Regions from separate parts of the Mus musculus genome. Here region 2 is linked to region 1. A link is a loop called in an ENCODE intact Hi-C map of the cell type or tissue named here. Cell type or tissue: gastrocnemius. All regions are shown on one strand. Each heading gives the region's core, and the rest is flanking DNA. Links, peaks and the distances in the headings are about the cores only.

Region 1 (16,296 bases), core at 3,530-11,529:
AACATAGAAGGGTAGGGAAACACTTGGTTTAGCTAGGAAGGCAACTGTGAAAGCTTGGGGTTTAGAGACACTCTAACTTATTTTAATTGTTTTATTTATTTATATTCCAAATATTGGCCCCCTTCCTGCTCCCTCCTCTAAAAGTTCTTCATCCCATCCCCCTCCCCTTTGCCCCTGACAAGGTGCTTCTCCACCAACTCCACCCATCCCCCTCATCTCTCTCACATCCCCCTTCCCTGGGCATCGAGTCTCTACAGATATAGGCACATCCTCTCCCACTTAGACCAGACAAGGCAGTCCTATGCTACATATGTGCTAGAGGCCCTGGAATAGCCCATGTATGTTCTTTGGTTGGTGGCTTAGTCTCTGGCAGCTCCCAGGGGTCCATGTTAGTTGATACTGTTTTTGGTCTTTCTATAGGGTTACTATCCCCCTCAGCTTCTTCAATCCATCCCCTAACTCATCCACGGGGGTTCCTGACCCCTCAGTTCAATGGTTGGGTATAAGTTTCTGCATCTGTCTCAGTCAACTGCTGGTAGAGCCTCTCAGAGGACAGCCATGCTAGGCTCCTGTCTGCAAGCATAACATAGCATCAGTAATAGGGTAAGGGTTTGGTGGTCGCCCATGGGATAGATCCCAAGTTTTGCCAGTCACTGGATGACCTTTCCTTTAATCTCTGCTCCGTTTCTGTCCTGAATTTCTTTAGACCGGAACAATTCTGGGTCAAAAATTTTGAAGGTGGGTTTGTGTCCCCATCCTTCCACTGGAGGCCCTGCCTATCTACTGGAAGTGTGGAGACCCTGTACCTTTTGACAATGGGAAGGGCAAACACCAGGAACCCAGGTCCTATCAGGGAAAGAGTCACTGGTGATACACAGTCTGCCCTGTTCATTATAATAATTTCTTCTTATGCAATAGCTTGTCTTTTCTGCCTTGAACTCCTAGGGTCATTTATCACGCTTTATGTACCTCATCTTTCATTTATTACTGCTTTATTTAAATGTATTTTTGCTCTAGACATCATCCACTTACTTACTCAGCCCTGTCTCTTCTGGGTTGCTCAGTAGACAGGGCTGAGTGTGTTATGCATATACTTCCTAGCTCTTTGCCTCTGTCCTTGCTATAATTAGAGATTTTTGCATGCTCAATGCATCCTTGCCTAGTGTCCCTAGAAAGCTGAGAGAGAAGATCATCACTGTACGTCAGTATGGTAAAGCAGCTCACGTCTTTGTAATTTAGTCAGTTATAGTGATAGTACATGCTAGAATGAACACCTGTCTTAAGTCCTCGATGTCAATCATCCATTCACATTGCACAGTGCTTAGTAAAGTGTGACTTTCAATTTCTTCATCTATAAAGAGCACATTGAGTAAGTAACTTTAAAACGATTCTTAAAATCATGTGGCATGATAACAAGCAGGCAAGCTCTGATCTCAGTACAGCATAAAATCCAAGAATGGCGCCTTAGGAAGGCATTCGAACTGAAGTTATATTCTAGTATGTTGCCTTTAAGGAAGAATATGAATAGGTGTGTTTAGGTGAGTAAATATGTATACCCATAAAAATGTTAATAAAGTATATGCCTTAAAGGGACATAATTATGGCTGAGGCAAGTAAGGACAAAGGTTTAATATTTTAATTTTTAATGCATGTCAATTTTGTATCACTTTTGACATTACTCATACTCAAAATAGTTGTTTCAAAAACATTCCTAAATGTCAACCTAAGTTCTACTTGAAAGTATTAACTCTTTGATTAAGTCCCTAGATTCTCATTAAGAAGCTAGGGAATTGAGTTTTCTAGTTAGTTCTCTCTACCTGATTATGCCGCTGATGGTATATTGTTGTTTGCCTTTTGTGGATAGAGATGGAATCAGCTGTTTGGTAAATGGCTTTTTGTGTACACTCAAGCCATTAACTACACAGAGATCAAAAGTTGAAATCTTTTTAAGACCCAGTTAATCAGTTGATTTGCTATTCTAACTTTGCCAGTTTATGTCCACTACTATTTCTAAATTGGATATATTTTCAAATAAAGAAATGCTTTGGGGAAAGAAGAAAAAAGAAGTTTTTTTCCCAAGAGTTGTGGATTCAGTGGTTGATTTTGAGGGAGTGCTTTGGTTAGGAACTGTTTCAAAACAGCGTTCTAGTTCATAAGGTGAGGAACAAGCAAGGACTCTGCATCCTCCATTGCCTTCAAGCTTGGCTGTGCTATTGTTTGTCTGTTTGGGGGTTCTGTTTTGTTTTGGTTTTGCCTTCGTAGCTGTAAGGATACCTGCTCTTGTTGGGAGTTTATTTTCTCCTGGAGTTGATGGTGGGGTGCATGTTTGTGTTCTAGGCTGAGCATCTTGGGCTGTCAGGTGCAGATAGTGATGAGGACCCGGCGAAGTCAGCATCTGGAGGGGACTTGAACGTGAGTACTTAATCCAGCGGGTGCTTCTGCTAGCCAGAACTTCTCATTGCAGATAACAAACTGGAGACTAGCTTTAGTCCACGCTGTTGCTTCATTTCTAGAGGCTGCACATAGTTTCCTGTACTTATTTGGACAGTGTTCAATATTTTAGCTGATAGTTTATGGCCACTGGCAACTCAGATTTATTAGGCTCTGTAACTAGACTTCGTCCACAGAACCCAGAAAGGAATCTCTTAAAACTCCATTTTCCCCACATTTTAAAATTGGCGTCTTGAAAGTTTTCTTATAATGTTAAATACCCAAAACAGTATAAATCATTGCACCATATGAGTACTTATATTTTGAATATTTTTAGTAAAAGCCTAACATCTACCTCTAAAATTTATCCAGACAGGGTATAAGGGGATGGCTCAGTGCCTGGCATCGACACATAAAGATAGGAATGGCTGCTTTGTGTGTCTATAACCTCAGAGTTGGAGGATCAAAATAAGTAGATCCCGGAAGCTCAGGGGCCAACCAGTCTAGCTGAAATGTCATGCTCCCAGTTCAGTGAGAGACGCTGTCTCAAAGAAAGAAGGTATGAATGACAGAGCAGGACATACAATGATCCTCTGGCTTCTACTCAGCCCATTCACTAGCCTCTACACACATGCGCTAATGCACACGTGCACACACAAATTACCTGGGCATACTCTCCATGTCATTAATGATGCTACACTCTTAGTTTGCACATCAAATCTTGTTCTATCCAGTGTGTTTTTGATACTTGAAAATATTTCTTAACACCTTGAAATAAAGTCTGACCTAGAAATACTCATTTACATTTTTTATTTCTGTGACTATATAGCTTTCAATTTGAAAACATTTTCATAGGTTGTTTTGTTTTCCTGAGATAGGGTTTCTCTGTGTAGCCCGGGCTATCCTGGGATCTACTCTGTAGCCCAGGCTGGCCTCAAACTCGGAGATCTGCCAGCTTCTGCCTCCTGAGTGCTGGGATTATGGAAGTATACCCCCATCATCTGGCTAGGTGGAGATTTTATGATGATTTCAAGATAACATAAAGATATTAAAAGTTTTCGCTATGATATCATTAAACCCGAGGAGTAAATTTTTCTTGCAGACATTTCTTAATAAAATGAAAGATGAGTTGTCTTTCACCCATTCCACAGATACAGAAAAGTCTCAGTATTACTTCAGTGCATCTTTCCACATGTACTCACATAAACTGAGGAGCATGTTCTATGAATTGTCTATAAGGGTGGAACAATTTTGCCACATCAGCACCGTTCACTTCTTTAATGTCTTTCCACACAACATACTCCAAAGCACAGTGACCTATGGTCAAAAATTATCTTCCAAATTTGTTCATGGCCAAAACTTGGGAGCCATTAGCTTGTAGCCACACTGGAATGGGTGATTTCTGGGAGGTATAAAGGGAGAAAAAGCTGTGTTAGCATTTGTCAAATGCTCATCACATTCATTGTTCTTTTCCCAGTGGTTAATTTCTAAACCGTCTGTTTGTAAGACTCAAGGCCTTTTAAATAATCTTACTTTCTACTAGGCTTGGCAAACAAATTCTTAATGATTTGTATTGTCATGGGGTAGAAGTCTATTTGGGGGGGGGTCAAGAATGGAGAATTTTATCTGAGAACAGACTTAGGCTTGTTCTTTGTCAAGGTCTGGGGTTGGTGAAAGTCAGCTCATTCAGACTGAGGAAAATGCTTGTCATCTAAGTGAATTGGCTCAGCGAGCCTAAGAAAAAGTCAAACTTACCTTAGTTACAAAAGTCCAATTACAACTTAAAGTTCAAGGAAATAAATAAATATGTGCCCCTGGTAATTATGTACTTTTGTCTCTAAGCATAGCTGTGCTGAGACGTACTCATCTGCTGTGTGCACTTAAAAACACAAGTTAATGCTCTGACCTCACGAGCTTCCTCCTCTCGATGTCCTTATGTTAATGCACTATGAAAACCAGACTTCCACCTTCATTATAGCCACCTCTTTTTGTCAAGTAAGAGTGTTTGCAATTTTGAAGATTTAATGCAATTCCAGAAGCTCCATTGAGCCCAGGGACACACACTTGCTCATGTCTTTTCCCATACAAATCACATCAGACTGAATAGAATTATGTAATGATTTTAACGACACCTCTTCTGTTGTAGTCTTAAGTAAGTTCCTACATGAACTAATCTCATCAGCCAGGCATTGTGTTTGTTTTGCTATTAAACAGACTTAAATCAACAGAAGATGTTTTGTGATCGCCATAAATATATTGCTCTTTCAGGCTTGTCTTTCATCAACCTGTTTTATCCCAGAGATGTTGAAAAATGTCTTCTAATATTTCACACACTCGATAAACAAACTGCTTTTATTTGAGTAGGGAACCTATTATATCCTAGGGCTTTCATCTCACATATTTGACGCTATTATATAACCAGGTAGTAACTCTTCCTATATTAATGAATGGTAGCTTAGTTTTGTAGTAGGCATTGCTAGTTTGTGTGAGCTATTTTGATATACATAGAAAAAAGAATATAGTTATGATGTGCATGGCTAGCTGGCTGAATAAGTAGATGAACATGTGGATGGATGGATAGATGGATGGATGGATGGATGGATGGATGGATGGATGGATGGATGAATAGTAAGTAGATCAGTAGGTGGGTGAATCATAGATGAGAGATCCTGGGCAAAAACTTCATAGGAAATATTCAAAGCATTTAAAAATAATGTAGGATCCTGCAAGCATATGTGACCATAGATCTGTTTATGAAAACAGAGGGCACACATTTGGATAGGTTATTCAGTACCATTGTTTCAGTTAGGTTTGTTTTAGAACCAGTTAAGTTAATTATAAAGTTAATTATAAATAAAAATTTAGTTGAAAAATTAACAAGCAAGAAGATCCAAGAAAACCTGAAAAGCCTGGGGAATGAAAAGCCTTACTGATCTATTCAAGCAGACTTTGAAGCTTTGAGAATTCTAGCAGGTAGCAGCGATGCAGTAGGAAAATATGGAGCCAATTGTACAGACAATACAGAACACTGTACCATCAACTCAACAGCAAGGGCAGTGACCATCAATAAGTGGGGTTGGGAATGACCATGAAGAAGAATAAACATTGTGCATGTTCCCCAGCATACACCAGAAAAAATCCAAAGATCACAATCTGCATGTTCATATTGAAACTTGGCACGTGACCACCAAAAACCATGTGTGAACAATTTTCTAACTGTGGCTCAAACTCAAGTTGTACTAATGAGAACATTAATAAATTTGACTGTGGGGGGCAAATCTTGAATGACAGCATGAAGAATAAAGGCATAAGGAAGCAATCCAGGGAAAGAGGAGTGGCAACAAGAGGAAATCTGAATGTGAGAATAGTATAGAAACTGTAAAACTCCGAATATCCCATGGAAGAGGGCCATAGAGAAGGCATCTTTAAGTTGCTAAGTACATGGCAGTGAATAGACAAGGCAGAAAGAAAACTTATGTTCATAGTATGTAAATTATTGACAATAGTTGAAACTTAGTCATGAAAAATACTACTTATACTTACACTGAAATTCTCTTTTATTATGTATTAGATAGTAAAATTTTGGAAGTTCACCCATCACCTCTTCTGGCTAATCTTTGGGGACTTTTAAATGTGCTACTAAGCAGAATGTAAAATACTATAGCATTTAAATTGGAGGATTTGGTGATGTCTATCCAAACTATAAGTAGATTTATTATTCTTTGCATCAGAAATCCTACAAATAGAAACCTATCAATTGTAAATATCCTTTGCCAGAGTTTGTGATGATTCAGGAGACCATTTTTGCAGCATTATTGTACTAGCAGGAGCTAAACACCCAGGGGCCCTTCAGTGGGGGACTGAGAGGTTAAACAGCCACCATTCAGTATGATTGAGGACTGCAGACTTGTGAGGGAAGAAAAAGATGATTACCTATTGATATGGAGTAATCTCTGGGATATGTGATTTCTATTAGAAAAGTCCATGGGTAGTTGTAATGTAAAAACAAATAATGTAAAACAAAGTCTGAAAATGAAGCTTTGATCTGCTAGGTGAGCCACTCATTTTGGAAACAATGGAAGCCTAGGAGCAGATGGCCCAGCTTGACCTAGCCTAGTTGTATGATCTCTTTTAATCTTCCAATCACAGACACAGAAACCCTACTTCCAGAGGTGGATGATTGATCAAATCTGCTGGACTTGTTGAGTCCATTTGTGCATTTCTTAAGAACACTGTGCTACCATTTCTTGTCACTTTGCTGTTGTCCCCTGCAGGCAAGTACACCCTTAACTGACCAGAGGGCAGGATCCAATTGCATCAGCCATTGGGGTCACAGGAGTCCTCATAATGTTGTATGCTCTCTATTTTGAAGGACTGAAGGCAGCTGTCCCCCTCCTAGTTATACTGTGGACTGTGTTGACTGCCAGTATGTAGATCCAGTGATAAGCTGCAAATGATCCATCTCTTGATACCTAATATTTCTAGGCCCTGTGAAGGGCTGTGTATTGCTTTACAAGCTGTGTGGCAATGGCTTTGTGAGTCTTGGGTACTCCTCTCCCATCGGGCTGCTTTGAGTCTTTGCAGGGCTCAGCTAGCACCCCTCACAGGAAGCCTTATGAAATGGTGAACACAGTGGAGCCTTATCAGAGAGGCTGCAGATATTTTTGACTGCTTTTTCTTAAAAAGCTTTAAGTAGTTTATTATGTCTATGAAACAAACAAAAAACAGTATGAATGTAGATGGTCTGCGTAACCCTCTTCTCAGGCAAATTCAGTTTCTGTAAACTGAAGTTTACTTTGTTCCAAGATTTAGCTTCATTTGTCATTTGTATCTCATAAAATATACTTAGTACCTTTCTAATCACTTCAAATACTTTTCTTGAAATCCCACACTTTCCAGGAAGATACTCTTTCTATGCCCACCCAGGGGAATGTACTTCAGAGAACTTGTCATTAGTAAAGGAACCCTGAGCAAGGAACAGACCTTGTCTAGAGTTAGCCATGAGATATAATCTACCTTTAACAGTCCCCATCATTTGCTTAAAAATAATTTCTACAAATGCACCAATCTAAAATTCATTAAGAGCCTCATTGATACTATAGTCTTGCTACCATGCAGCCAAAAGCTTTTTGATGCATGTATCAAAGAATCAATGATCAAAACATAAATAATATTGAAATTAGAGACAGTTTATTCATGTGCTTTGTTCAGTTCATGGGACAAACTGTGATAACATGGCATTGTCTCCCCTGTGTGGGCAGAGCCTCCTGCAGTGTTTGGCAGTGGGTTCTATATTCAACACTTGCTTTAGTCTCTACCCTCAGGCCCTGATTTTGTTGATGCCAGACATTTATGACTCCAGAAAATATCAAGGAAGCCCATGAACCCAGGACAACTTAGAAACAGTTATTAGAAATACCATCTTAAAGAAATTGTGTCAGATTTCCCATGCATTCCAGCCCGTCTTCCTTCCCAGCTGCCACTGGTCTCTGGGTAAGACAATGAACTCCCAGAGGTTGCCAGAAGTGTGTGTGTAGAGCTGACTCCACCACATGGTGTCAGTGTTCCCACAAGTACAAGGAGTCAGGCGTGTCCTAGCCTGGAAAAGCTCAAGATGTTTCTGGAACATTCACAAATTGCTAATAAGAAAATATACCCTGAAGGCTGAGCCCTGTGCTTGTAGAGTAGAACTAACTTTTGTTAGAAATCAATTTTGTATAGACTGTATCTCTATATTATTTATTCAAAATTATAAAATGAATAGCAGATGGAAATTTTAAAAATATATTTTTATTTATTCTTTGAGAATGTCATACAGTAAATTTTATCATATCCAGCCCACTTCCCAACTCTAACTCTGCCAAGACCACAACGCCCTCTATTGCTCTGAACTTAATCTCCCTCCCCACTTTGTCTTTTTACCCAGAGTCCAATTTGTGCCTCTAATATGTGGATGAGCAGACTGGGAATCCCATCAAATGCTTCCAGTCACCAAGGTTTCTTGTCACTTTGAGCCTTTCTTAGTGGTAGAGTCACTGACACACAAACAGATTGGCAGCTTTCATTTCTTTCCTCCTTCATTTAACATCATATGCTTAAAATTTTTTTGCCCTGTTTTCATAGCAACATAGTGAGAAGGCTGGATGTGTTTCCATAAAAGGAAGTCGGGCATCCAGCTCAGTGGAAAGCCCTTGCCTAGCATACCAGACCCTGGGGTCCATCTGCAGTGCAGCCAGGGAATGAATGACTCTGGGCAGTGTCTGTTGGCAGCTGGACTCTGACCTCATAGTGCTGTCTTTCCCTGTGTTGGGTGGATTCAAAATCACCGCCACCCAAAGTCTTTAGGGGAAGAACGTGATGCTGAGGAGGGGGACACGGTGCAGGCTCTCAGCCATTTCTTGATGAAGCTCATGTATCTGTCACTCCTTGCTGTTGACTCATGCAGTCCACCATTGTCTCCAAAACTGGTTTCCCTTGGAAGATTTTTGTTTGTTTTGTTTTTTAATGGAGCTAGCAGAAGAATTAGTGAATCAGTGCATCTGGGAATGTTATGGCTTTCAGAAGACTGTTACTACATTGATTCCCAGAAGGGCATGCCCCTGCCAGAAACAAACGCCATACCCCTGTGAAGCTGTGCAGCTTTGCATTTCTTTTCCCACGACTTAGTTGTGAAACACTTATACACTAGAGGTATATAGACCTCGATACACATTTGAGAGGAATTATCAAATATTTATTCTCTGTACTTGTGAAAAGTGGTAATCAAAGTGTTCACATTAGGCTGATGAGATGACTCAGCATGCAAAGTATGAGGACCTGGGTTCAATTCCTGGGACCCACATGGCAGAAGACAAGTGACTGCACAAGTTGTTCTCTGCCTGACCTCAATATGTGCCCCCCATGAAATAACAAACGGGAAAATCATATTAGAAATAAAATAATCATACTATGCCCCTCCTCAGGCCAGTGTGGAAGCCACTACAGAGACATTTATGTTTAAAGCTTCAGCGAATTCTCCTCCCAAAGTATTTGCAGTGAGAGCTCAGATTAGTTCCCCTTATCCAAAATACTTGGCAGAAGAAATATCTGCAGTATTTGTGTTTGGTTTTCTAGCTGATAGTCCTTAATTTAAAAGTTCAAAATCTGAGAGGCTTCACAGTGGGAAACATAAGCATCCTGTCAGCACCCAAAACATCTGGAATGCCAGAGTTCGCTAGGTTTCTAATTGTCCAATTAGAGATGTGTTTATCAGCATGTGTTACTGAAGTAACATAGCTTAAGACAGGGAGATTACAAAGATGGCTTGGGGTGGGTAAAGTGTTTGCCACACAAGCATGACTGGGTTCAGACTTGCCAGCACCCACTCATGTTTAAGTTTGGCAATGTGTGCCTGTAATCCCAACACTGGGAGGGAGGCAGAAACAGGAGAATCCCAGCGACTCTTAAAAGTAAAGAGTGGAGAGCAATAGAGCTCTACCATTCACATGTGGTCTCTGCATGCACACCCACACATGTGCACATGCATGTTAAAGTCAGAAAAGTAAGACAATCTGGGATGCATGTTAGCCTGTCCTTTTATGTATGTGATCTTGTGTTCCATCTCCATAAATACTCTTTGTCTCTGTTGCTCTCTCTGTCTCTGCCCCTCCCTTTCTCTCTTCCCTCCCTCTCTCCCTTTTCCCCCTTCCCTCCTCCTCTTCCATTTAAAAAGTAGAAAGGTTTATCTTAGGTCACATTTTGAAGATTTCAGTTCATAGTTGATTAGCCTGTTGCTTTTGGGCTTATATAAGGTAGCTGCTCATAGGAAAAATGTTTCAGAGACTACTCATCTCTTGGTGGCCAGGAATCCAATAAAGAAGAGGATGAGATTCAAATACTCCTATCAAAGCTATTCTCCTAGTGATCTAAATTGTCTTCACTAAGCTCCACCTTGATGCTACCACCTCCTACCAAGAAGTAAGCCATGGGCTTTCAGATGTTACTCCACACTCAATAATGGCTGATGCTTAGCGTGTGATACTTAACAGAGCCTGAAAAGGTGATTCACCATAGTGAGCACTGAGTTAAAAAAGAAAGCACAGAGTTTTAACTTCTACTAAAAACATAGTATTTATAGGGATGTTGGTGGTAGAAAATGTCCCTTTTAAACACGAATTTCCTCTCTGTTCCCTTAAAGAATGATCTGCTATTTCTTACATCCATCCTTAGTTTTTCCTGGCTCTTCTCCCTATTCTTTAACAAATGAATATAAAGCTTGGCTCTCTCTTGGCTGCATGTTTATTGGTTTAAGTTGCTTTAGATACTGTGGAGGGATGACTTGAAGATCGCTGGACCCATGGTTATGTATTACCCATGCCTAAACAGAAACCTAGGATGCTCTTTGCCTCCCTTGGCTACTCTTCCACCCCTAACCCATCATTAGGACATCTGCTTCCTGCAAGGAGAACACAGAACCTCACATTGTGGCACAGCCCCTTCGCCATCACCTTGCCAGGGCTGATTTCCCCCTCCTTGTGCACAGTCAGTGTAGCCACCTTGTAACCTTGGGCTTGTAGTCCTGATGCAGCTCCTCTACAGCTAGAGAGATGCTATCTGTAGCCCCCTTAGCTCAGGGCCTAGCAGATCTGGCTACCTGGGCAGGGTACTTCTTCCTTGGACCTCCCCACTTCTCTAACCTCACCTCTCTTCTTTTATTTTTATTAGATATTTTCTTTATATACATTTCAAATGCTATCCTGAAAGTTCCCTATACCCTACCCCCCTGCCCTGCTCCCCTACCCACCCACTCCTGCTTGTTGGCCCTGGCATTCCCCTGTACTGGGGCATATAAAGTTTGCATTACCAAGGGGCCTCTCTTACCAGTGATGGCCAACTAAGCCATCTTCTGCGACATATGCAGCTAGAGACACGAGCTCTGGGGGTACTGGTTAGTTCATATTGTTGTTCCACCTATAGTTGCAGACCTCTTCAACTCTCTTCTTATGGTGCTCCTGCAAACTTCCGGGGCACATTTGCTTGCGCCTTGATCTAGATCTGTGTGGAGACAGGCTTCCTATGCTATGGCTTCTTTTCAGAGAATTGTAGAATCTTTGTACTGCTCAGCACCTATGCTATCTCAAACTGCTCACTATCTTGTTCTAATCCTCTGGATTTATTTTCATTTTGCACCCTGAGAATGGTAGGCGCTGGGCCAATGTGCTGTGCACAGACGTAATACAATGAGTTATTTCTTCCTGAAGATGTCTGATGTTGGGTTGTATGCCTGCCAGCTCTCTTGTCTACTTTCTCCCTAGGCTAAGCAGCCAAGGCAGATCAAGTAGGGCAGTTGTGTGTTCACTGGCAGTGTCTAACCCCAGCTTTTCTGCAGTGCTGGAGTGAGTTCATCTCTAATGTTTGGGACCTTGCATCAGGTATCCTGTGACATGGATGTCCACTCCTACAGCATCTTTCAAAGCTCCCAGAATTCCCTACTGCTGCATTTACCTTCCATTTTCTTCCGAATAGCCAGCTTTTGTTGTGACTTCCAGGTTGAATCAGGCATGTTTTATTGATTTTTTTTTTTTCATCTTAAGTGAGTCCCAAATTGACCTTCTCTCCTACCATGAGCATTGTTTACAGGCTGTGGATTCATGACTGAGGAGACTCAAAGAGCCTCAGCATCCTATTCCTGTGTGCATGCTGCTGAGGGTTCTTCTGCACTTTAGAAATGCTCCTAGCCCCAATTCATACGGCTGAAGATGAACAAAGCCACCCACCCATCTCCCACAGCTCACAGACAATGTCTCGTCACACTTATATTGTATCATTTCTTGTTAATCTCTGAGAATCACAGTACATACAAATGCTGTTGCCTCTCTAAGCCCAGCATCTCTGATGCTCTCCTCTCCCTGAACACATGGTTCCTCTGAAGCTGCATTCATTCCCCCACCCAGAGAAAGATGTGTTCTTTAACCAGTGTCCATAAACAGTGCACAATATTTTTGTATAGTTTAACAAGTGAAGACTCCTTTATTTAACCAACAAATGGAAAAATATATAACTTTATCTGTACAATATGATGTTCCTATACAAATAGACTCTGTGATAGAAGCTGATCATAGTAACATCTCTATTAATATTACAAATAGTTTCTGTGGCTAAAGCTTCCATCAGCATATATTTTCAAGCATACACAACACTGTTAAATATAATAAATCTAAGTATTGTCACCATGAACTATAATAAGTCACCTTTTCTGAAGTGATGGTTTATTTTCTAATGTCTGGGCTTGATTCATGGTATAAGAACAGTTAATATTGATAGGGTAAAAGATAAGGGAGAGGGGACAGAGAAACACCTGAAGGAAATGATAAACAGTGTAAAACTAAGGAAGAACACTCAGCCACCCCGCAGTGAGCATCCACACAGACATGCCTCCCTGAGCCTTCCTCTCCATGGCCTCTGACTCAGTCTCGCTGCTGCCAGCTGTGCTGATGCTGTGGGCTTGAGGCTATGGTGCTGAGATGGAAGCCCATTCTCCAAGCTAGGGGTTCACCCCCTCGTAAGGAGTGGGTTACTCCCAGGGGAGAGGAGGAAGGTCTTCTCTTAAATTCCCACTCTGAGTTCCCACTTAAGGGGACATCTGGACTTCCAGCCCAAGTGTAGAACAGTTTAAAGGGAATGGAGACAAATGGCTAAGAAGTAAAATTTCCAGTTTTTCAGCCATATTCTTTTGTGATTTGGAAGCCCTCCCTTACATGTTTAACTTTGGCCATGTTGTACATGTATGGGTACATGTGTGAGCATGCACCTGGGACGTAAATATGTGTGAGAAGGGTGTTGCCAATGACTACTATTGGAAACACGCATCCAGAGATAGGCTGAATGTATGATCTATCACAACTCCATACTTGACCTCCACTGTGTGGTGAGGAAGATCAAAGAATTCTTTTTATGTCACAGTCAGAATGACCGGCTTGTAGCTTTGCTAAGAGGGCTTTCCGCTGTGGATGAAGCCATGCACCTGTAATTAGAGAGCAAAGCTCCTTTGAAGGGCGGCTTCCCATAAAGCTATGTGATAGTTCCTGCCATGTCCCCCGTGGAGCTAGGTGTCTCCTTTTGGGGTGATAACTGGGTTGAGCATTCAGAAAGGATATTTCACCAGGGATGGCATTGAGATTCATGCTGAGATAATTTGGTAAATTTGGACAATAACTACTTCATATATACTCTGGGGAGGTTCTTTTTTTGAATGGAAGAAAGATCACAAAAAGCAAAAGGGTAAGAAAGGAATTGTTTGACTTCCTCACTTGAAAACATAGTTATTTATTGTTATTTTTAATGCATTCCAACTTTTATCTAAGGATTTTAAGTAAAACTATACATTTAATCATAATTACTTAGTTACTTTATTGTCTTTAATATTTGTTTTCATTTAGCATAATGGATTTCTGTCTTGGACTAAAAACATTTTATATGTGTTTATTTGTATGTGTGTGTTTGTATATGTTTTTGTGTGTATGTGTGTTTCTATATGCATGTGTGTATTTATGTGTGTGTCTGTGTGTATGTTTTTGTGTTTTAGTATGTGTATATATATGTGTGTTTATATATGTATATGTGTGTTTTGTATGTGTGCATATATATGAGTGGGTGTGTGTGCCAGTGTATACTAATATGTATGTCTGTGTGTGCATATGTGTGTTTTATATGTGTGCATATGTGTTTTATGTGTGTTTCTCTTTGTTGTATTTATATGTGTATGACTGCATATGGAATTATAGGTGTGTGTCTAAGTGTGTGTATCTATGTATGCTTTCTATGTGTATGTATATGTAGTTTTTGTGTGTTTATATATGTGTGCGTATTTCTGTGTGTACATGTGTATTTATATGTGTGTGTCTGTATGAATGTGTGTGTTCTGTGTGTGTATATTTGTGTTTGTGTGTATTTATATGTGTGTGTATTTATATGTGTCTCTGTGTGTGCATATGTATTTATATGTGTGCATCTGTATGCATGTGTGTATCACTATGTGTGTCTGTGTGTTTTGTATGTATGTATAGTGTTTGTGTTTGTTTGTGTATTTACATGTGAGTGTATTTCTAAGTGTGTATGTGTGTGTCCATGCATGTAATTGTATGTGTGTGTGTGTGTGTGTGTGTGTGTGTGTACAAATGATGAAGCTTCTTTTAGTCTCACTCTCTAGTTAAAGTGATTTGACTCTGCCTTGTTATATGCAGATGGAAAGGTATTGAATGCTGGCAATTTCCTGATTGTTGTAGGTTGTCCTCCATAGAAATCTTTATAAATGGATCCAGAGTACATGCCTCAAGTAAAATCTAAACAACTCAAATAGATTACTTAAATAATAGTAGGAAGGTGCTGGTCTGCTTATGTTCCATTAAATCAAGTATTTATGCTATTTAGTATGTAATACTCCATAGATATCTTCTTCTGAGTATTTATTTATTAACTTGAGATGAGGAAGGGAGTTTGGACTATGCAGAAAAAAGTCACAAACTCTCATAAACTATGTATACAATCATTTGTCACTATTATTAAAACTTTATCTTCTGTGTATTGTATATCAGTGACACTGCCAAACAGTGATACTGAGTTCCTCTTTCCAGCCATCTACATGAGTGTGACTATGCCAAAATCTACCTCTGCTTTTTGTTGTTTTGATTATCTTCTGACTTCAATAACCAATTGCAGCTGGCTTTTTCTTTTAAACATTGGAGCCATTTGGTAGTATGTAAATAAATGATTTTTAATGCTAAAGAGCACCATTTACCATTATTTTTCTTATGAATATTACAGTTATTAATCCCAATTACATTAAATAGTGGATAAGCTGGAAACTAGAGTAGAACCATTAATTACATGTAATAATATATTCAAAGTACAGACAAGGAAAACTGATTTTTGGTCCAATTTGTTAGTATTCGTATCCTAAAGCAGATCACAGTGCTTCAGCAAAGCTATGATGCACACAGAAAAGAATGGATTTGTTAATTCTGAAACTTCTGTCACAGAATCTAGAGTCAAATCTACGAGTGTGTAAAATTAATATTATGAACACAAAACTATAAGGATTTTAACATATATAATAATGAGCCTTCCTAATGAGGGCTCTGACCCATGTTCTGTTTGTTCCTGCTTGTCTATTCTGAGGAATCTTAACATCCAGCTGCAGCTGTAGGTCTGAGCTGGAGAACACTGGTGGCTCAGCCAGAATATTTTCCTTTCGAGCCAGAGAAACAAAAATGCCCCTCAGCCCACCCCCATCCTCTGCCCCTCCAAGGCTATCAGGTCCGCCCTGCATCCGTATTCCAAGGAGGAGAGATGATGCTGCCTCCAAGCTGATTAGTGCTTCCATTGGCCTGCTTGTAAAGCTCCTGTAAATCTCAGAATACTTTTTGGCCTTTGCCAGCTTCTCTCTTTAACAAAAGACAAAAGTACTCCAGGAATCGAGAGACCAGTGAAAAGCTTAAAGCAGTGATTTGACAGCACTTAAAAAAAAAATACCTGGGAAGCCTTGAACATAGGAATTAACGGTTTATTCCCTTTTCTCTTGCTTTTGGTTTGGCAAATGTGCTAAGATGTTGGAGAGAGAGATGGTTTCTATACAGAATCAGTAAATGCTGCAGGAATAAATGGCTGGAGCAGCTGGCAGGAACTTCTCATGAGGCCAGACGAGGGCATGGAAGGTGAACCTTGCCACCAACTACATTTGATTTATACTAAATCCCTGGGTCATCTGAGAAGTGGAAGGCAGAGCAGCTGTTACACAGCCGTGGATATAAACACCCCTCTACTGTGGCAGAGACTAGATTTTTTGACTTACAGTTGAAATGGCCTTTCTTCTGAAATTCTTTCCTGAAC
Region 2 (16,296 bases), core at 3,276-11,275, 44 kb after region 1:
AAGCATGAAGCTAGATGTCTCATAGTGAGAATTCATATGTATAATCTTTTAATTAACATCTACTCTCCTGAAATGCTTTCTGACCTTGAGTTTGATACTACATATAATTGACACAATGAGATAAAGAAACTAAGTAACCAAATAGGCCCAAGGCAGCCCAGTGCTCTCTAAACTGTGATATCAAATGCACTTAGACTATAGACATTATTTCCTCGTAATTGTGAAAGCTAGAAAACCTGAGCTACAAGGGCTGCGGAGATAGAATCTGATGAGGGACCCCTTCTAGTTTTATCTGACATCTGTCTTCTTGCTATGTCCTTAGCTGGCACATTATCTAGGGACCATTTTGGGATCTGGAACTTTATAAAGGGCTCTGATTCAGTCCAACACCATGACCTAATCACCCCTAAAGTCCCCATCTCACTCCAGTCTAATACCATCACATTGGAGCTTAGGTTTTCAATATATGAGCCAGTAGGAAAGATGCAAAGTATTCAGTGTATAGCAAGGTGCAGTTCCTGGTTCCAGAGAGGAAAGGAGCATGCTCCACAGACAATTAGAGCCGCAGTTTGTGTTGTGCATTCTTAAAGAGTACCCTAAAGAGATTTTTAAGTGTCTCTAAGCCAGAAAATTCAAGCACAAACTGGTTTATATAGTAGCCAGTCACATGGAACATTAAGAAATCTAGTAGCTTGTAGTCACTTGCCACAGCATTGGATGACAGATTTCCATTCAAGCTGCAGCTACTTACCCTCACCCCTGAGTCATTCAGTCCTGGTCAGGAGGCCAACATAAAGAACAGCCAGAGAGATTCTGTTTTGTGCCCTTTAGAGACAGAATAACAACAGTGTGCCCACTACTTAGCTGTAGAATAAAAGTCAAGTTATCTTCTATAAGCCTCAGTTTCCCTTTCTATAAATTAAGGAGATAGGCTGGTGAGATGGCTCAGCAGGCAAAATACTTGTGGCCCAAGCCTGATTACCTGAATTTGTGCCGCAGAACTTACTTAAACGTATAAAGAAAAACAACTCTACTATAGTTGTCCTTTCATCTTCACAGGTGTTCCAAGGCACACACGTGCCTCTACATGTCTTATACCCCCTTATACACAAAATCGTGTTAAATATTTTTAAATTAGAGTAACTATCTCTTCAGAAAGGGTCCTGAGGTGGTTCTATGAGAAACACTTGACAACTTCAATAAATGTCTAATAGATGTTTGTGGCTGTCATTGTTCATGTTTTCTTGAACTCTATAAACCTTTCTACTAAAAGTCTTTAAGCAGGTTAAATCTCTAAAAACCTCAGGAGAACTATTTTGCCCACTGGGACTTATCTTTCTTATTGGAGAGCCTTAGACCTTGCCAAACCCTTTGTGAACACGGTGCCTTAATTAGCTTAGTACAAGTGGCCTGTGACTGGATGGCACCTGCTGTTCCACAAGTGCTAGCTGAGTGGGTATGATTGGCTCTGCAGAAGCATTTCAGTGGTGGCATGAGGCAGCTTTGGCAGAGCCTCTGGACTTTAATGCTTCTCCAAATCTGAAATTAGGAGGGAGCAGAAACCATCTTTCAGTAGGTGAAATTGCTTTTCCAAATTAGGTATGCCTGAGTTGTTTTCTTGCCCCCCTCTCCTAATTAACTCTAGCTTATTGTGGATGTGCAGCAGAATTCTAGAACATGCCACCATGCAGACATCACTGGGAGCATAGAGACCTTCTGTTTGCCAGTATGAATTATAGGGAAAAAATCTATACCCCAAATATGGCCCTCAAGCCACAGTTAAGGCAGTATCTCCAGACTAGAAGACTGTATAAACATTATAGAATTACCTTTCCTCCACTCTCTTTGAACATGTTGAGGTTGGAGAGTCTGTGTATCATTGGATCTCTTGTATATAGATTCAGTCACAGAGCAATGACTCAGCAGCTTCTTCCTGATTAGAAGAAGATAAAGTAAATATAACAGCATGAGTAAAATAACAGCATGAGCAACGTCTCACTGTGTTGGACGAAGTCGTTGAGAAGCAAGACATGGTTCTTCATCTATATCCTCCTAGTACTCTGGAAGTTGATGCCGGAGGACAACAATGGATTCACATATACGGAGTTCTAGCCTAAGCTACAGAGAGACTCCGATCTCAAAAGCTAAGAAAAGAATTTACATATTAGGGTATAGTGGCTAGAAAATTATATAGGTAGGCAAACCCACAGTGTTGAATAATCACAATTAATGAGTGGATTATCTTAAGCCTAGCAGAAGTATTCTGGTTAAAAGGCTTTCAATGTTAGCAGCAACAACTTCAGTGGAAAATAGAATTACTGCCAGAGGCCAAACAATTACCCAAGAATTCCTCAGTAGTTGAGTACAAGGAAACTGCAGCTCCAGAGTGCTTGGCTCACCATACCACCAATGCTATGCAGACCTAGAAGTTAGAAGTGCCTTAGAATTTAGAATACCATACTGTAGTTGATATTTCCCAAAACATTGCAAGGTTTGCTGTTCAGTTATTTGAAAATATGCTGGTGGCCTTTTATAAACTCAGTATGAGGCAATCATCTAATAAGGGTTCTTTATGTTATTAATGTTATAAAACAAAAGAACAATGTCTAATCTTCATCACTCTTAAGTATGCAGCCGTGAGACTCACCAGACCCATAGTCTATTTCAGGCACCCACATCAGTTGCCTCTCTTTCAAGTCCCAGGAGATCCAACACCCTCTTCTGGCTTCCCCAGGCACCTTCATGAACATGGTGTACATACAAACAAGCAGATGCATCCACATAAAATTAGAAAAAAAGAATAAGTCTTTGTAACTGTGTAGAAATTTGAGGTATATACACCCTATACTGATCTCAAATTTTTCTACCTTGGATCAGCAATCCCCTATACCCCAGCAGCCATTGTTCTACTTTTTGTGATTTAGAGTTTTAGCTGTTAGATGTCCCGTGTAAATGGATTTATGCATTATGTTTTTATGACTGGCACATTCCATTTAATGTGATTTTTCCAAACGTTTATCTATATTGTAACATGCTTTATAGTTTCTTTGTTCCATAAGGCTGAATGCACTTTTCATAATACATACAATCAACTTCAGAAATTTAGGTTGTCCATGAATCTTGGCTATTTGGAGCAGCTATTTGTATAATGGATATACACATATTTATTTGAAATCTTACTTTAATTCTATTTGTACATTTTAATGCATGTACAAAGTTAAAGGCACAGCTTATATGCTAAGTCTATTTTAATTACTTGAGGAGCTCTCAGATATGTTTCATAATTATTGTATCATTTTATATTAGTATTCCTGTTCTTGAGAATTTTATTCATATATACAGTGGAACACTGTCATTTATTTTCTTATTTCCAGCCTCCAACTCCCCATAAATTCTCCCTTATATGGCCTGCTCCCAATTTCATGTTTTGTTTTGCTGATAACCTGCTAAGTCCCATTAGTGCGGACCATATGTTCATGGGCATGGGGCCATCCGCTGGAGCATGGGAAACCAACCAGCGGCCATACATTTAAAGAAAAAAATAGAGAAGAAGAATTCTTCCTCCTCCCACAGCTGTCAACTGCCAAGTACATCTCAGAGAGGAGTGAGACCTAGAGAGTACTCCACTATCAGTTCCCAAATGTTAGTCTGGCTGATGATGTCATCATGGGCAGAACTTGTGAACCAGGCCATGGCTGGTGTGAGCTCCTGGGTATGATAGACTTGTTGAGTCAGAAGTTGGCATTTCCTAGCACTGCTCCCCATCTTTCAGTTCTTATGTTCCTTCTGCCCCTTCTTCCTGGATTTTCCCTATGCCTTGGTGGTGATTCGGAGAAGGAGTAGGTTGAGAAATACACTACATTCAGAGCTGAGCACTCAGTCATCTCTCCTTAGTCCTTTGACTAAGTCCTAAGACCATTGCAGGAAAAAAGCTTCTCTGACCAAGGTTTAGGGAGAGAGCAGCCCAAGTCTATAAGTATAAACATAAATATTTCCATGACAATTTGACAACATGGCCATTTAGCAAAATAACAGTAGCAGTTTTTGTGCTAGGGCCTGTGACTTCTCCAGCTGTGGACTTTTTCTTATCAGAATTACAGACCCAGGCATTGTCTCTTCTGGGACAGGCCTCAAATCCAATAAGAATGTGGTTCATTAGCCAATAACAGTCACACCACGATCTGCGCCAGTGGACACATCTTGTCTGGTAGGTCAGTATTGGCTAAGACCATTGATACCTCCATTCCCCCTGCAATCTGCATGGCACCTTCCAGTGCTATGAAAGCACGTATATTTTGAGATCAGTTTGAGATTGATTTTTCACTTTCTTTAGCCACAGTGTGTGGTGTCTTCAGCAATAGAATGTGTGTGTGTGTGTGTGTGTGTGTGTGTGTGTGTGTGTGTGTGCATGCACCTTTATTGTCTTGGAGACCTCTGGGATCTCACTGACCAGTAACTCCTAGGTAGGTACTCCATGCCTTGCACTGATTTTTATTAACTAATCTAAATCCGTTGTGAGAGATATTATCCACCTGGGCAGGGTAATTCCATCTGTGCTCCCCACCCCTTTTCAGTTATATTTTGAAATCAGCTTACTAGTGATTTTACATAAAGCATTTTTTTTCCTGTATCTGTAATTTTGGTTAACCTACTATTTTCTCCTCTTCCCCAAACCCCATCCCTCCCCCTCCCTTCTTGATTATTTTATTCCCAGTTTTACACTTTGTTTTTGATCACATGAATTTCACTATCCTTCCAATTATCCATTTTCATTGGATTGTAAGGTTGTAGGCTTACAAGGCTTCCCTGGTGCTACCCTCCCCTGTCCCACTTCTATAGTCGCCCATCCATTTCTTCTTCAGCCTTCCAATCCCATTCTAACTACAATTCCCTATTCTCCTCCCCTTAACATATACATCTCCTCTGAAAAAGACACCCTTCTAGTTGTTTAGTGTCAAGATTTCTATTGTTTGGATAAAACCATGACCAAATGACACTTGGGAGGAAAGGGTCAGGAACTACAGGTTGAAAACTGCTGGTTTAAATATTTATTTATTTTTTAATAAATAACAATTGTGTGTCTTTATGGGTACAGTGTGATTCTTGAAACAATTTAGAAAAAGTTAAGCTAGGCATATCTTCTACCTCAGCCCTTTGGCTTTTTCTTTTTGTGGATGAAAAGTATTAATCATCTGTTCTCTTAAGTAATTTGAAATTCATACACATTACAGTGTTAGAAACCATGGTTACCATCAGGCAGCATGACAATTTGTTCTTTCAGTTTATCTAAAATATGGTATCTTTTGATTTAAGTGTCCTCTTTCTCTCTCCCATAGTATGTATAGTCTGTGTTCTTCCTCTGACAGGCACGTAGACTGCCTGTGTATTTTGGCTTTTGTGAGTAACACAAGAGAGCAAATATCCCTCCAGCTCACATGTGTCCATCCTCTGCATAGGTGCCCTGAGCGGGAAGGGCTGGATCATGTGTTCCTATTCGATGAGCCTTCATGCTCATTGTTTTCTTTATTTACATTTCAAATGTTGTCCCCTTTCCTAGTTTCGCCTCAGAAAATCCTGTATCCCCTCTCCCCCTCCCCCTGCTCCCTAACCCACCCACTCCTGCTTCCTAGCCCTGGCATTCCCCTTTATGGGGCATAGAGCCTTCATAGGACCAATTGCCTCTCCTCCCCTTGATGACCGACTAGGCCATTCTCTGCTACATATGCAGCTAAAACCATGAGTCTCACCATGTGCTTTCTTTGTTTGGAACTCTAGGGGTACTTGTTAGTTCATATTGTTGTTCCTCCTACGGGGCTGCAAACCCCTTCAGCTCCTTAGGTACTTTCTCTAGCTCCTTCATGGAGGACCCTGTGCTTTGTTCAATAGAAGGCTGTGCATGCTCATTCCTTCCAGTGATAACAATATTTCTCTTTTCCATATCCTTCCCAAGTTATTTTATCATCTTTCAAAATAATCATTATTGTAATCAGTATGGTGGTTTTAACTGTTATTTCCTTGATAATTTGATCATTTGACTTGTTGAGCCATTTTAATATTCTGTTGATATATAAAACAAGAACTGGTTTTGTTTGTTTAGGGTAGGGGTTTACACTGCTGAACACTCAGGTTACAGCTATGAGTCACTATGCCTGGTTTCTTTTGGCTCTGTGTTCAGACCCTTTGGCCATTGTTTAACTGAGATTAATGTGTAGTTGTTAGTGTTTCTTATATAGTTTATATTTTGTCCCTGTATTGGATTGAGTCTATAGTTTCAAGCATTTCTCCCAACTCATTCCTGCATTTCTGATCTCTTATTCTTCTCTCTCTCTTCCTCTCTCTCTCTCTCTCTCTCTCTCTCTCTCTCTCTCTCTCTCTCTCTCTCTCTCTCTCTCTCTCTCTCCCTGTGTGTGTGTTTTTCTGTCTTTCTCTGCTATACAAATGTCCTTTAGTTTGGTCTGCTCATATTTGTTTCCTCTTGTTTTTGTAACCTTAACCAAGGAGAGCAAAAATCAAAACATTGGCAATAAAATCTGAATAAGACTCAAGTAAACAAGAGTATATTCATGGTTTAGATATTAAAAGTATTAGTGTTATTTATGTGTATAACGCCCAGAGAACTCTGCAGATTCAATACAATCAAAACTTCAATGTTGTTTTTCACAGAGACAGAAGAAACAATCCACAAAGAACTACAAAAAGAGCCCTAGTAAACGAAACCCCATGGGGTTGGGGGAGAGAGAAATAAACAGTGGAAGACAGCACACTCCATGATTTCAAAGTACAGTGTAGTATGTTATAAAACTATTATAATCAAAGCAGCAACAGAGAGATAACATCAAAATAGACTAGTGAATGAGATGGGACAGAAAGGTCAGAGATACACTCACTGGTTTACAGTCACCTGACTTTCAGCAAAGGCACCAAGTGAGCCCAGTGAGGAAGAGTTTCTTCACTAAATTGCTCTCAAGAAACTGGACTTTCATGTGTGGTAGAATAACATTGGACCTTTATCTCAGCCCATGCACAAGCTTAGCTCAAGGTGGATTTAAAGACCTCGAAGTAATACCTGAAATTATGAAACTGTTTGAACAAACTATACAGAGAGCTCTGTGACCTTCGTCTGGGCAGTTATTGTTTTAGATCTCTATTTTTAGCAGATGGTTTTGTCAGTGGATTCTTGGCTGCCACTGTGTTTTTTCCGCACACCTTCCTACATAACCATCCACCACTTCTGCTCTACAAAGGGTCTTCTGGGAAGAAGCTCTCATCTCATGGTCTGCTCATGTGCAGCATTTAGCAGTCCCTTCTTGATACTCTGCACTGATTCTCTCTAGCTTTGTCTTTGGATGATTACCTTACAGGGTGTCTTTCATCTGCTTTACTTTGAGTTCATTTCTGTTGGAATCCTTTGATCTACCTGAAGTTTTACATAGTGAGATTTTGATTGTTATTTCTCCAGATAAGCCACTATCTACCCTTTCCCCCTCTTTTTTTTTCTGGGAGTTTTGTGATGCGTACATCACTCCCTGCCATGTCGTCTCATAGAGCACTCACCTTCCTTCTTTCTTAGAAAGTCCTCTGCCTCAATCATTTCTAGTAGCATACCTTTATGTTTGCAGAACCTTTGTTCTCTGTGATTAGATTTGCTGGGTAAACCCTTAAGGACTTCCCAGCTTTGCTGTGTTCTACAGACCCAGCATGTCCTCTCTTCTTTGGCTTTTGTCTTTGTGTTCATCTTAAAGTTGCTCACATAGTGTTCCTCATGTTGCTTACTCGTTCATCTGTCTGTCTGGCCTCTTATAAGTCATGAAACGCTACCAAGAAAATTGCTTTTAATATTTTCAGGCCACCACTCTCCATTTCTTTAGGATTATTTGTCTAGAGATTTAACTTGCTGCTTCTCTCACGACACAGTTTTCTGGACTTTTATTTGTTATTGTAAACTCTACATTTTAAAAAGAAAGCAAAGCAAAACAAAACAACCAGAACAGAACAACAAAACTCATGCATCCTCCCAGACCATAGAGTTTAGCATTTTATGGATGCAACAGGGTAGTAAGTCCATCTGCAGATCTTGGGAACAGCTCAAACTTTGCCTGTGTTTGTATCTTCTCTGGCCTCATGTGATTGTTCCCAGACAGATATTTATGATTTTCTTTTTTTCAAGTAGTATATAATTTTTTCCTCCCTCTGCTGTTGGTCTGTGGTACTGCAGGTCTCTGACATTACAACTGGTCTCCCTTGGTCTGGGTAACTCCCCAGGTATCAGAACTGTTCTACTCTGCACTACCAGTCAAATGTGACCAAAACCACTCAATCATGCAAGCCTATATAGAAATCTAAAGCATCCCATTCCCTTACCACTCTTGTAAACCCCCCCCCCCCAAATAATCTTGAGCTGGTACTTACTTCTGATTGTGCCGTGCCTTCCTTCGTGGCAATGCCAGGTCTCTGAGCTCTGGATCAACCAGCGTTTAAATTCTTCTTTCTTCAATTCCTGCCATCTGCCCACATCCAAAAGACATCAGCTCCCTAGGAGCTCTCCTGTCACTCTGGACCGATCCAGTTCCTGCCTAGGCAACCCTTCTTAAAATCTGGAAAGTGTCCTTATGATTCCTTCTCCTTCCTCCCAAGGGAGATCTGAGCTGTGCTGACTTTGGGGGAAGGGATGTGGTACTTAAAATGAATCGACTTGCTTACTCAGGTTCATGTGGCTGCTCTTGCTTGAGTGGTCTGGGTGCTGTGACTCCCTGGCTGATCACAACCATTCTCATTAAAGCTTTGTGAGCCACGGGTGGATGTTAAGTCACTGCTTCTGTGGAACAAGAACCAGGGCTTCCTATCCCTCCATCTTAATGTTGCAAATGATTTTTAAATTGGGATACATAAATTTGGACTCTGTTGTCTTCACTCTGAATTTTACATCTTTACTCAAGAAACTAAAATAAATGGACTTAATAAATTCTGAAGAGGAAAGGAAAAGATAAATGTTGGGGAGAGAAATTTGAGAGTCTTATAAGGAACAGTAGATTGTAATAATCAAGACAAACTTCAAATTCAACTAAAGGCCTTAGTTCTTGATGCCTCATTTGTCCAACTGAGTAACAGTAGCTTAAGAAAATGCTTAAAGTTTACATACAGGATAAGGGGATGGAGGGAGGGCGAAGAATGATTATGAACATAAAAGTAACAGCATGTGAGAGTATAGATGTAGTAAGTAGCTTATGATTGTATTATAATATATACATCAGCATGTGAGAGTATAGATGTAGTAAGTAGCTTATGATTGTATTATAATATATACATCAGCATGTGAGAGTATAGATGTAGTAAGTAGCTTATGATTGTATTATAATATATACATCAGCATGTGAGAGTATAGATGTAGTAAGTAGCTTATGATTGTATTATAATATATACATCAGCATGTGAGAGTATAGATGTAATAAGTAGCTTATGATTGTATTATAATATATACATCAGCATGTGAGAGTATAGATGTAGTAAGTAGCTTATGATGATTGTATTATAATATATACATCAGCATGTGAGAGTATAGATGTAGTAAGTAGCTTATGATTGTATTATAATATATACATATAGCAAACCATCACCTTCAGCTCCTCAAATATATGCAATACTTTCTTATCAACTATACTTTAGTAAACAGGAAACTATGGCTTATAAAGCAAATTAAAGTCTCTCCTTTTGAATCCCCATGTGACTGAATAATTTTTTAAAAATTATTTTTAAATAAATAATTTTAAATAATGATGGTTTTCAGGAGGTGCTATGATAAATGCCCGACAAAGTGGGGGCAAGTAAGTATTTACTCCTAGGGACATGACAGGCATCAGACAGACCCAGAACCCCACTAGGCTACTGCATCTGGGGCAGACTCCACTGCACCCCAGAGTACAGAGTAAGCTGATGACTGAAGGTTACATGCCTGAGCAGGAAAAGCATGTGACGCTTTTTCCCAAGCAGCTATGCTCCCAACTGCAACCAGGTGGCTTCAGACATCAGACATGGCTAAGTCAGCACCAAACAGATAGTGTGCTTCATATACTCCAAGAGGGGCTCAGAGCCTTTTCCTCCTGTTCCACTCTGCACCCTGAAGGGAAGTCAGCTGAGAACCCTTCTGTGTGGGAAGGGCAGACTTAGGAGAGAAATCTGCACAGGTGGATATGTGGAGCTCTTTCCTCTCAGCAGACCAGATTTCTGCCCGGATGTCCAGGGAATCTTATAATTGTGTGAATAGACACTCTGCTCCAAAACAATATAAGTGGTCATCCAAAAAGCACAGATACGTGTCCACACTTTGGTCTTCGTTCTTCTTGAGTTTCATGTGTTTTACAAATTGTATCTTATATCTTGGGTATTCTAAGTACCCCCCGGAGCTCGTGTCTCTAGCTGCATATATATCAGAAGATGGCCTAGCCGGCCATTAGTGGAAAGAGAGACCCATTGGTCTTGCAAACTTTATATGCCTAAGTACAGGGGAACTCCACGGCCAAGAAGTGGGAGGGGTGGGGAGGAGAGTTGGGGGGAGGGCATGGAGGGCTTTTGGGAATAGCATTGGAAATGTAAATGAAGAAAATACCTAATTAGAAAAAAGGGGAAAAAAACCAAAAAGCACAGATATTTTAAGACAGGTTAAAATCAGATTATCAGAGATAGGTTGGAGAGTAGAAGTAAAGGAAAAGAGACTTATAGGAAATGCAACACATAAAGTTAAAAATAATAAAAATAAAAATATTGTAATGGTATCAAAAGAAAATGAGAGAAATATACCCAATAAAGAAGACCATATTGCTGATTTCAAAATAAGTAGAAATCTTGGAAATTGAATATGCTGCAACATACTTTAACACTCAAGAAAACTGGGCAGTCAAATAATGGAAATTTCCAAGAAAGAGGCAGGAACATTAGAGGAAAAACGGATAATTGGTTCACGAACCTTTGCATTCGAATGATTTCCTCCATGTTCACAGAGGAAAAACAGAAAGAATAAAAGTAAGGCAAACCCAAAAGGTAGAACTAGAACATTCTGCAGGCTGCAGGAATATAAATGCCTCAGAAAAAGCATGCTCTGCCCCAGCATGGACTATCTGGTCACATGGAGAGGACACTACAGGTCAGCAGCAGGGAAGGAAAGCATGCTGAAGACTGCACCACAGTGGGGTTTGTATCCCATGGGCACAGTGACAGACTGGGAACAGGCAGGCCTGTATGGTTCCACTATTTTCTAATAGTTTACTTTTCCTCTGTACTCGTGTACAGTGTAATAGGATAAAGACATTTTAGGATCTGAACATTTTTAAGTTCAAAGTCTCAAAAATCACGTACAGCTTGTTCCATAAACAGGAAATCTACAGAGTAGGAAAAGTGAATTTCCTGGAAGTTCAGCTAGGAAGAGTGAGTTAAGTACTAAGTCAGTTCCCCAGGCAGGATGCAGGAGGATGCAGGAGGATGCAGTGACGCTTCCTCTTCAGGGCTGGGCACGGGGCAACACGTAAGGACTTCGTATGTTCTGTGTGAGAATGTTGAACCACAGTGGCTTTGAGGTAAAGAACCTGTTGATGAGAATGCACTCCTGAGGGGACTGATAGTGGATGATGATTGAAGTCTCAGATTGCAGCTTTGGAATCATAATGGAGAAGACAAATCAGCCCTTGTGTGTATAAGAACTAACTCCCTATCTTTTGGAGCAGCACGTCAGAACTCACAAATCAAGACAGTGTAGGAACTGTCCTCTGTGGTAAAACAGTGAATTCTAAAGGAAGGTGTTTTCTGTGGATGCTACTAAAGTGGAAGTGCTAACTAAGTGTCGTTGACAACTAAGCTTTGAAGGGTTATTTGAGTTTGTTTGGTTGTTTTCTTTTTTTTTTCCTTTTTTTTTTTTTTTTGTTTTTTTTTTGAGACAGGGTTTCCTCTGTGTAGCCCTGGCTGTCCTAGAACTCAGTTTGTAGATCAGACTGGCCTTGAACTCAGAAATCCTCCTGCCTCTGCCTCCTGAGTGCTGGGATTAAAGGCGTATGCCACCATGCCCAGCTTTGGCTGTTTTCTTATGCAAAGTATAACAAAGAACTTTGAGCACATAACAAGATTGTTGTGGTATATTACAGAGCCAGGAAATAAAAAGCATCACTTTTAAAAGAGAAAAAATTAAAATTAGAAAAAAAAGATATGCCTATAGTTAGTACTTGCTCTAAACAAAATGATTTTTTTCACCTTTTATTGGCATATACATTCACTGTTTCACCATAGAGGTTTGCATATTTTATAGTAAATATATATTACTGTTAATATTTATAAATGTTTTACAGATATACACACACGCACCCTTCTAGTTAAGAAAGGAGGATTATTGTAGCTTAGTGCTGTATCAATTCTATGTTCTAATATTCATGAAGCATGTTTAAATTACCAGAGAGCACCCACATCAGAGCTGTGGTACTAGTGGTTGATGCATAGGCTCCAGCCCTGGAAAGCTTTAGTAATGGTTAGGCAGGACCTTACTATGAGGAACTGAAGACAAGAAAGAGTGGAGTCATCCTCTGCTCTTATGCCCTTCCTTTTCAATGAATCTCAATCAAGTGACACGAACGAGTTGTAACTTTGACTGCTAGGAGGACAGGAAAATAATTGAGTCCTTCAGAAGCAAAGAGTTGTGATCAGTGAGTCACAGACTTTACTTTCACTGGGGATACCTGCCCACGCTGCTGGTAGTGTTAGAATTCCATTTTCATCCCATCCGAGGCACAGCTGGATATCTGTTCTAGAATGGGAGACTGATATCCCCATCTTGGTCTGAAGGCCCCATATAGAGATGCTTCACTGTGGGCCTAGATGCAGAGTAGGCATGGTGTGGCTTGTGCTGGGCCTGGTTGTTCTGGGATGTCTGCAGGAAGAGGAAGAGTGGGATCTAAGCTTCCATCTACAAGCACGTCTCCTATTTCAGGATGAATAAGTTAATTCTTTGTTCTTCAGTAAGGACAAACTACATTTTCTTATTCATATGCTTAGGAAAGTCTGCAAGTCTCCAAAAATGCCTAGAAAATAGGCACTTCTTGCACAAAATAGGGAACTAGGGAATTTGGAAGTAACCCTGCCACTTCAGGTCTACACCAAAGCATGAAAGACCACAGCTGCTTAAGAGAAGCATAATTGGACAAGCAGTGTGACAGCTCTCCTTTTATGGCCATGCCACCCAGAGCCTGCCTCTGAGGGGCATGCATTCCATGTGTGTTTTGCCTCTTACAGACCAACTAATCCTTTTACAGACCAGCTAATCCTTGCTGTCCTTTATTGTGCTTCCTAGGCCTCCCTCAGCTCACAGGCTGATCTCCAGAAGAAGAAGAGGCGGGCGCCAGCTCCTCCTCCACCACAGCAGCCACCACCAAGTCCTGTGGTCCCCAACCGCAAGGAAGATAAGGAAGAGAACAGGAAGAGCACAGTGGGTGAGTGAATGTGGCCTGCTCTGTGCATGTCTGGGATGCTTGCTTTAAGACACTCTTGTTAACCCTGGCAGTGGTGTCCTTGTTAACTACATTAACCAGAAAGCAAGTATGCTAAAGAATGTCTGGAAATGACTAGCTCTGAATTGCCTTAATATCTTATTTACACTGAGGAAGGCATAAAGGATGTGAAGATAGTGGAGAGGATGGAATGTGGTTAAAGAACGCAGAACCCGAGGAGACAGTGACAAGTGGGGCTCATGTGAGTGGCTGTGGCATGTGTTGCTGACTGGAGGATATGTGTAGAGGCTGTTTGAAAAGTCGTCTGTCATTCGAAAGACATCTTAGACCTCTCATGGTATATAGAATTTTTGCCTTCCTAACCTGAATGTCTGAAATCTGAAATTCTTCAGAATCTGAAACCATTTGAACACCAACATGATACCACAAACTTGTACCATGGAGCTTGGTTTTATGAACAAAATTATTTTAAAATTACATAAAATTACCGTCAGATTCTCTCTATATAAATTATAAATGAATTTTATATTTAGACTTGAGTTCCATCACCAAGATATCTCATCATGTATATGTAAATGTTCTATAATTAGAAAAATCTGAAATCCAAAACACCTCTGGTTCCGAGCATTTGGATGTTAGCCTATGGGTCCCCATTTATACACTGCTGATACAGCTAGCAAAGACCCAATGCTGAGAGTAAGAGAACTCAAAAGAACCAGTATAGAGTCTTTGACACCTCTAAGCAAGGAGTAACCTGTAAGATCATTATACCCCACCCTTGTGTGCTACAGATCATAGGAGACAACACTAAGGGCTGGACCTCCAAGATCCATGAGCCTCGGGAGGCTCATTTTTGTTTTAAAATCTTTTAGTATCCACTATTTCACTGTAGTAAGAATATAACCAGTTATTGCAGAGAAGGGATTAGAACTTTGCAGCATTGGATTCTCTGGTTAAAATTTCCATTAGAACCCTGGCTGAAGCCATGAGCCATTCACAGTTTCCGACAGTCCATTGTTTCCCCATCGACAACAAGTCTTTAGCCCCACAGGGACAATACTCCCAATCATAAGTGGTTGCACTGTCAAATTCTTAAATGTTAATAAGGGTGAGTTGGCTGTTGGTCAGCATTCTTTGCTTTACTCAGTACTTTATTTGTAATGCCTGGCATCTCATATCCTGAGAATCAGTTATCCTAAGAAGTAACAACCTGTGTTTTATATCTGTTCTTCCCATTTCCCAGAGGAATATATTGTCAGAATAAAAAAGAAGGGGTGGAGAGATGGCTCAGAGATAAAGGCTTCTGCCACCAAGCCTCATACCTGAGTTTGATCCTGGGAACCTGTGCAGAGAACTTCCACAGGTTATCCTCTGACATCCACATGCAAGTGATGCCCAGACCCATACTCATGTGTGTAAATACATATACACTAAATAGCCAGACAAATAAATGTGTAAACATACATAAACTAAACAAATGAACACACAAAGGTACAAACAAACATATACTAAATAAATAACAAATAAATAGAATAAAAAGGTTCATTTAAAGAAGCATTCTTTAAAAGATTGAAAAGCACAACAAACAATTACCAGTTCATTTGAACTGTGCTATTCTATTTCATGATGAGAGCCCTTTCCTCCCTTCAAGCTCTCCTCCTCCTTTTTATGAACAAACAGCTCAATTTTAAGGGAGAAATTGTGGGAATGTTTTAGAAATACATACTTTAAGTAGCATGTCAATTTGTTAAATCAGCTTCCAAACCCAACACCCCATTTCTAGTCAAGGGAGGACCAAAGCCTCATATTCCCTGAACCTGGGCCCATGCTGGACACGAGATCAGCTGGTGGCCATAGATGCCAACAGAGATGTGAGACATATGTCTAAAACTTAAAACTGTACTAACATCCCTTCATTGAGAGAGATTACAAAGAGAAGATGTGGATGGTGGCAGTTTGCCATGCTTCCTCCTACCCAGTCCTAGACTTGTTTGTGGGGACAAGAGAATCCAGAATCCCTTTCTTTCTAAGAATAACGTTGCCCTTTGAGGACAGGGGCTGGTAGACAGGTCTTGTGGTTACTGCTAGGTAAATGGCTTTGATATTGGGTGTGACTGTTCTAATGCAGAGGGAGCTGGAATTTGGCATTGTGTATGGCTGGCTTGGTGCAGACTGAGGCTGAAGTTGAAATTGAACATGGCTGTTTTGGTATTTGACTTGGTATTGAATGTGATTTGTTTAGCATTAGATTTGGTATTGGGCGTGACCACTTTTTGGTATAAAATTTGATGTTGTATACATATGCTTTGTTGTAGGATTTGGTATTGGATATGGCTGGTTTGGTGCAGAGTGGTGTGGGGTGTGGTGTTGAGTGTGACTGGTTTTATGTCTGGTGAGCAATAGCAGTACACCATTCGTTAAAAGATAGGACCTCCTTTGGCTTAACCTTTGAATCCTTCCCATGTAGGTGTTGGACGTCAGGTGCCACAAAAGCCTCCCAGAGGCACAGCTCGGGGCCCACCCCAGTTAGTGCTCCCCCCGCCCCCACCCTACCCTCCTCCTGACACAGATGTGACAGAGCCTGTCACCTTTCCTGGGGAAGGCGCTGGTTCCGAGACCTCAGAGCTGAGACCCAAACGTACGTGCCTCTTGTTGCCATTCCAGCTATGTGTTGACCATCTGTCTTTCTGGTCTCTACTGGTATAAAGCTGTGTTCAGACATTCCCTTCTTGCTTTTGGACATCTGTACCTTTCCTTTCCAAATGCTCAATGCAATGCATCTAGCTTCACAGAGAATGCACTGTGAATGTCACAC

What was found. A loop is a pair of places that touch in the nucleus more often than their neighbours do. Peaks named below come from ENCODE experiments on the same cell type or tissue, not always from the same donor. Only the 100,000 strongest peaks of a DNase experiment are listed, where the experiment ranks them.
Region 2: a loop joins it to region 1, with 5 times the contacts of the local background. A loop is called at or near these places in 14 of 42 quality-filtered maps.

What each region holds. Positions count from the first base shown.
Region 1 is chr11:12,351,221-12,367,516 of GRCm38, reverse strand. Cobl (cordon-bleu WH2 repeat) reads left to right here. Exons shown (of 15, transcript NM_172496.3): 6 at 2,338-2,412. Gm12002 (a long non-coding RNA gene) reads right to left here. Exons shown (of 6, transcript XR_872246.3): 6 at 2,407-3,832. Among named protein-coding and RNA genes, the nearest start is that of Gm30596, 25 kb to the left of the region's middle. In gastrocnemius, for the core only: a CTCF peak has its summit at 7,986; a DNase peak (open chromatin) is centred at 7,970; H3K27ac peaks cover 1,822 bases.
Region 2 is chr11:12,306,781-12,323,076 of GRCm38, reverse strand. It overlaps Cobl (cordon-bleu WH2 repeat), which reads left to right. Exons shown (of 15, transcript NM_172496.3): 8 at 13,325-13,463; 9 at 15,949-16,119. Gm12002 (a long non-coding RNA gene) reads right to left here and starts at 8,590. Exons shown (of 6, transcript XR_872246.3): 1 at 8,410-8,590; 2 at 2,648-2,738; 3 at 1,830-1,933; 4 at 752-825. In gastrocnemius, for the core only: a CTCF peak has its summit at 8,200 (motif pointing left); DNase peaks (open chromatin) are centred at 3,494 and 8,205; H3K4me3 peaks cover 3,521 bases; H3K27ac peaks cover 4,255 bases.